Regions from separate parts of the Homo sapiens genome. Here region 1 is linked to region 2. A link is a loop called in an ENCODE intact Hi-C map of the cell type or tissue named here. Cell type or tissue: K562. All regions are shown on one strand. Each heading gives the region's core, and the rest is flanking DNA. Links, peaks and the distances in the headings are about the cores only. Region 1 has its middle 42 kb from the start of LINC02532. Region 2 overlaps LOC105377928 (a long non-coding RNA gene).

Region 1 (2,920 bases), core at 311-2,810, 55 kb after region 2:
CAAAATAGGGTCAGGAAGGCCCAAAGGAGAGTAGGCTCATATCCTACATGTCTGAGATAAGAACTATTTCCAAGGCCTTTCTAACCTTTTCATATTCTTCATGCATCTCCTGCTTTGATAAGGACTGCATTAACTCAGATGTCCCCAAAAGAGCACTCTCCCAGTGACTGCAACAACTGTGGCTTTGAATCTTTGGAACCAATCAATTCTGTTTCTAATCAGCATATGTAAATCTCTTTTTGCTAATTAAAGCTCCCTTTACTCTTCCCTCATCAAATGCACTGGTGGCTTGCCATTTCATGTGTTATGGATTATAACCCTTATTTCTACTCCTGAGAAAACCCCACATATTTAAAGATAATTTTCTCTAGTGTCTTTTGTGAGGTTGATACCTCTTACGGTTTTTATTTAACAAGGGTAAGATAGTTAAATGATTTTTTAAAATACTAGAAATAAACATGAAATAATTCCATATAATTTGATTATCTCAGTGGATCCTGACTTTCTTAGTCCATCTATGACAAAATTAGAAGCAGCAAAAGAAAAGACCAATAAGTTTAACTACGTAAAATATTTAGATTTCTGCATAGCAAAGAATTACCACAGAGATATTCAAAATACAAATAATTTTTTTTTTTTGAGACAGAGTCTTACTCTGTTGCCCAGGCTGCAGTGCAGTGGCGTGATCTTGGCTCACTGTAACCTCCACCTCTCAGGTTCAAGCGATCCTCCTGCCTCAGCCTCCCTAGTAGCTGGGACTACAGGTGTGTGCCACCATGCTGGGCTAATTTTTGTATATTTAGTAGAGACAGGGTTTCACCATGTTGGCCAAGCTGGTCTCCATCTCCTGACCTCAGGTGAACCACCCACCTTGGCCTCCCACAATGCTGGGATTACAGGTGTGAGCCACCATGCCTGGCACAAAATACAAATAAAAATCTAAGGAATATATTTTATACACATTATCAACTAAAGAATGATAAGGTTCATAAATTTGGAAAGGAGAGCTTCATTTCTCCTAAAGGTTTGCAGCTTGCAGTGTGGCCATTCTGACAGGCTGGGAAGCGTAGCCTCCGGTCAGAAGCCAGTAACAGGCACTTCATGGGAGGGGTAACAGGAATAGGAATTTATGCTGAGTGAGGTGGCTGGATATACATAATTAATAAGCTATCAGAGGAGTCATAAATATTTATTAAAGGAGAAACATGCACATGTGCAACTGAGCTTCGTGCCTCCTCATGGATCTGAGGGTGGGGTTTCTGGCCCTCTGACTTCAACAGGTGAAGTAGAGGACATGAAGGCCCTTTGTGTGCAGCCCCTGTAGACTGGCCAGAATCACTCCTTGGTCAGTGGTATCTTATCAGGAGAGAATGCTGGTCAGTTGTGTTGAGACCGCAAAAAGGGAGAGGCAGCATCAGGCAGTTGATTGATATCAGTTGCGGAGCCAGTCTTTCAAAAGGGCTGGTTTCTGTTTAACACTTAGGGAAGAAGCCTAATGGTGGTTGGCGAGGGAGAGAGTAGAATGAGTTGTTCTGATCTCCCACCCCATCATGGCTGGGAACTCGGTTTTCAAGGTTTCTCTGGTGTCCCAATGGCCAAGAGGGATCCATTCAGTTGGTTGAGGGGCTTAGGATTTTATTTTTATTTCTCCACCCTCTCACATGTACACACACATAAACTCATATGTATAGGAGACAGAGCTAATTTACTGAATATATTTTTAAAAGTTTTGCAATTCAATAAGAAAAGGACCTACAACGCAACAGGAAAAAGAACAGGGCAAAGAACAACTAGAGACAGAGAGATGATTTATAAGCATAAGGAGAAAATGGCCAGTCACATGAATAATTAAATAAATGCTAATTAAAACTTACCAGCAGGATAATATTTTTCACGTATTAGATTGTCAAAGATCACAGTTTTTATAATAAGCACTTTAGGCAAGGCCGCAGGGGAAGAGGCACTCTTAAACACAGTTGGGAGAGGTATAAGTTAGTGCAAGCTCTTTGGAAGGAAAATCGGCAATATTGACAAAAATTTAAATTTCAAATACATGTTGACCTAACGCTTTCTTTTTATGGAATTATTCTAAGAGATTTATGTACAAGGATGTTCATGCAGCAATGTTTGTTTCATAGAAATTGGAAATCACCTAAATGATTTTCAATATTGAGTTGGCTAAATAAATTATGCACTCCTCCTCCCCTCATAAGGAAATACTGCAGGATGTAGACATATACTTTGTGACAGGACATCTGCACAGGGATAGTCATGGAAGCATGTTTGTAAGTAGCAAGAGATGGAGGGACAACCCCAGTGTCCTTCAATGGGGGTCTGGTTAATTGGACTGTGGAATGAATTCGCAGTAATGGGGAGCAGCTGCCAAGATATGGTGCTGGAGGCAGATGATGGCAGGTATACGATGCAATGCTATTTGTGTGGCAAACACGGAGACATGTATATGTCTGCATGTTCTTTGACCACTCTCTTGGTCCACTTGGGAGGCTATAACAAAATACCAGAAACTAAGTGGCTTATAAACAACAGAAATTTATTTCTCAGAATTCTGGAGGTCACGAAGTCCAAGATCAAGGGGCCAACAGATCTGATGTCGGGTGATGGCCTGTTTCCTGCTTCATAGATGCCACCTTGACACTGGGTCCTCATATGGTCGAAGTGGCTAGCTAGCACTTTTGGGTCCCTTTTATAAGGGCACTAATCTCAATCATGAGAGGTCCACCCTCATGACCTAATCATTTCTCAAAGGGCCCATTTCCCAACACTATCATTACTTAGGGCTTTGGTTAGAATTTCAACATATGAATTTTGGGGGCATACATGCATTCAGATGATAGCAACCACGTTGGAGGGAAATCACAGGAAGAGGGTGACTGTGCCTGTCTCAGGAGAGAGGGCTACA
Region 2 (2,920 bases), core at 260-2,759:
AAGCAAAGTCAGATTAGCTTGAAAGGCAATTTAAAGGTTAAATTTTCACAGAAAAAAAAATTACAATCTTAAGCCCGGTAGAAAATTAGTATTTCCCGCCTGTAATCCCAGCACTTTGGGAGGCTGAGGCGGGCATATCACCTGAGGTCAGGAGTTCGAGACCAGCCGGACCAACATGGTGAAACTGTGTCTCTACTAAAAACACAAATTAGCCGGGCATGGTGGTGGGTGCCTGTAATCCCAGCTATTCAGTAGGCTGAGGCAGGAGAATCACTTGAACCTGGAAGGCAGCGGTTGCAGTGAGCTGAGATTGTGCCACTGTATTCTAGCCTGGGCGACAGAGTGAGACTCTGTTTCAAAAAAAAAAAAAAAAGAAAAAAGAAAATTAGTATTTTCCAATCCTGAAAGTTTCTAAAAATTTATCTTTCAGCAATTTCACATTTTATTGGTTAAATGGCAAAGAAGCCAGAACATGTGACAATTCAGTAGTATTTATTGTTCATAGAAACAAATGTTCTGTTTTAACAGATTTATCAGCTACCTGGAAGAAGTATCTAGTAACAGGGAAAGAAAACTCCGCAGGAGTTTCAGAAACCCTTCCTCCTTTAGCAACCATCATACTAAACATCATGCCACCAAAGTACATTTATTTAGCTTATGACAGAAATCGTGGGGGCAGATGATGAAAACAGTTAAGAATTGTTGACATCTGTCAATAAGGGGTCTTCTTCAGGACTCTATAATAACCTGACTGCACTGGGTCGTTCTACGGTTTTGGGTAATAATGGAATGGACCCCAGGATGTAGCTGGGACCTTCCATCTGGGATCCTTGAAGTCAGCTACAGGCCCATGTCGAGGTCGCCAGCAGCTGAGGCAGAGACAGAGAGAAAGAGAGAGAAAAAGAGACAGAGAGAAAGAGAGAGAGAGAAAGAGAGAGAGAAAGAGAAAGAGACAGAGAGAGAAAGAGAAAGAAGAGAGAGAAAGAGAAAAAAGGAGACAGAGAAAGAGAGAGAGATTTTGGAAGGGATATATTATTTTATATACAAATACAAAAGTGTTGATGTAGTCGTCGTAGGAAATATCAGATTTTTTGAACTCTTCTACATTTATTTATGGTTTTATTCTATTTTTATTTTGAATGACGTGGGTAGGGGATAGGAGGCAGCAATTTGCCCTCTAGATGAATCCTCATGGCTTTGCCCCACAAACTGATTATTGCTGATTTTATAGGGGCCACTCATTACAATGTAAGAGGGGCTATTTCCTTCTATTTTACTGTGCCTAATAGAGAGCGGTTCAAAAAGGCATGAGACTAAGCCAGCAACAAAATGCAATTCCTGAGACCTATATTTGGCAATAGTGAAAAGTCAACAAATGGGTAAAACCTACCCAATGGGTCTGTCCTGTTTCCACAGGGTAACCAGGGCAAACGTGAGACTGTACAGTTTACAACAAGATTGCAGGCTTCTCTTTTGGAATCACCACATCTTGGGTCTCCATTACCTTGAGTACTTTCTTGGTCTTTTTGAGCCTTCCCTGCTTATGTGCACACGTGATTGTTGTTAATGCTGCAACGCTGCCTCTTCTGGTAGTCTGGGATGTGTCAGATAACACCACCGATTTCTTTAATACAGTCCAGAGATGAGCCAATTTGGAAAATAATGAGCTAAATTGTAAGATGTAGTCATATCCCTTCTTAATTCTCTTAGATTTGATTTATTAATCCTTTTTGCATGCAGTATTTATGGGCTGATGAGGACCAGCTGGGCCAGCAGCTTCTCAGCCACAGGTTTCTCAGGCCCTGTGAATGAAGAAAATGGGCAACTGAGCAGTACTACACCCACCCTTGTGCTTGGAGCTCTCTCTGAGAGTTTAAAATCTGCTTACAGTTTCCATATTCTTACATGATGTTTGTTGGGACTCAGAAAATGATATCTTAAAGGCCTCAGAAGTAAAAGTTTTTCTCTGACCTTTTCCTGACCTCCTGTTTCTGGCTCCTCACTTTCCCCTAAGGCCAGCCATGGAAAGTAGAATTCCTCTTCCCCAAGGGGGGTCATAGAAACCAGAACTCCTTTTCCCCCAAAACCAGCCATAAGACCAAAAAATATTACTCTAATTCCGCCTCCCACCTTTTTGTATAAAAACTGGCCATAAAGAAATTATTTCGGCCAGATGCAGTGGCTCACGCCTATAATCCCAGCACTTCGGGAGGCCAAGGCGGGAGAATGGCTTGAAGTCAGGAGTTCAAGTCCAGCCTGGGTAACATAGTGACATTCTGTTCTTAAAAAAAACCAAATAAAAATTAGCAGGAGACTGAGGCAGGATGATTGTCTGAGCCCAGGCATTCGAGGTTGCCGTGAGCTACGTGCTTGTGCCATTGCACTCCAGCCTGGGCAACACAGCAAGATCCTGTCTCAAAAAAAAAAAAAAAAAAAAAAAAAAGAAAGAGAAAGAAATGATCTGACTTACCTTGTTTGACTGTAGGTTATAAAAACTCTATTCCAGAGAGGGTCCTGCCCATACCCAGAAGGCAGAAATCCTGGACAGAGGCCAAGAAGAACCTGAAAAGAGGTTTTGCTGGGTTTCCCCACTGAGTCTATTACCATTAGCTCATATCCTTTTTGCCCAATCATATTTCTACACATCTGTCCATGCTTTGTGGAACCTAAGCATAAAAGCAAACAGTTTCCCCTGTGTCTCTGGGTTTTCATTCTGAAGGCTCCCATGTCACATAAAACCATGATAAATAAATTCTATGCCTTTTCTCTGATTAATCTGATTTTTGTCAGTGATTTTCAGGGAAGTCTTCCCCTTTGCCCCTGTGTGTTTCATTCTAGGCTTTGCAGAGGTTGGAGCACTTCTATTTCCTGGGCCCAGTGCCATAGCTGTTAGTAATCGATTCTCTTTAGAACTGGAATT

What was found. Peaks named below come from ENCODE experiments on the same cell type or tissue, not always from the same donor. Only the 100,000 strongest peaks of a DNase experiment are listed, where the experiment ranks them.
Region 1: a loop joins it to region 2, with 2.2 times the contacts of the local background. A loop is called at or near these places in 2 of 110 quality-filtered maps.

The regions. Positions count from the first base shown.
Region 1 is chr6:106,828,089-106,831,008 of GRCh38, reverse strand. No RefSeq gene overlaps it. Among named protein-coding and RNA genes, the nearest start is that of LINC02532, 42 kb to the right of the region's middle. In K562, for the core only: no CTCF peak of the experiment used is centred there; a DNase peak (open chromatin) is centred at 1,398; H3K4me3 peaks cover 188 bases.
Region 2 is chr6:106,882,762-106,885,681 of GRCh38, reverse strand. It overlaps LOC105377928 (a long non-coding RNA gene), which reads right to left. Exons shown (of 3, transcript XR_942842.3): 2 at 2,471-2,920; 3 at 1,724-1,802. Among named protein-coding and RNA genes, the nearest start is that of CD24, 91 kb to the left of the region's middle. In K562, for the core only: a CTCF peak has its summit at 1,588; a DNase peak (open chromatin) is centred at 1,591.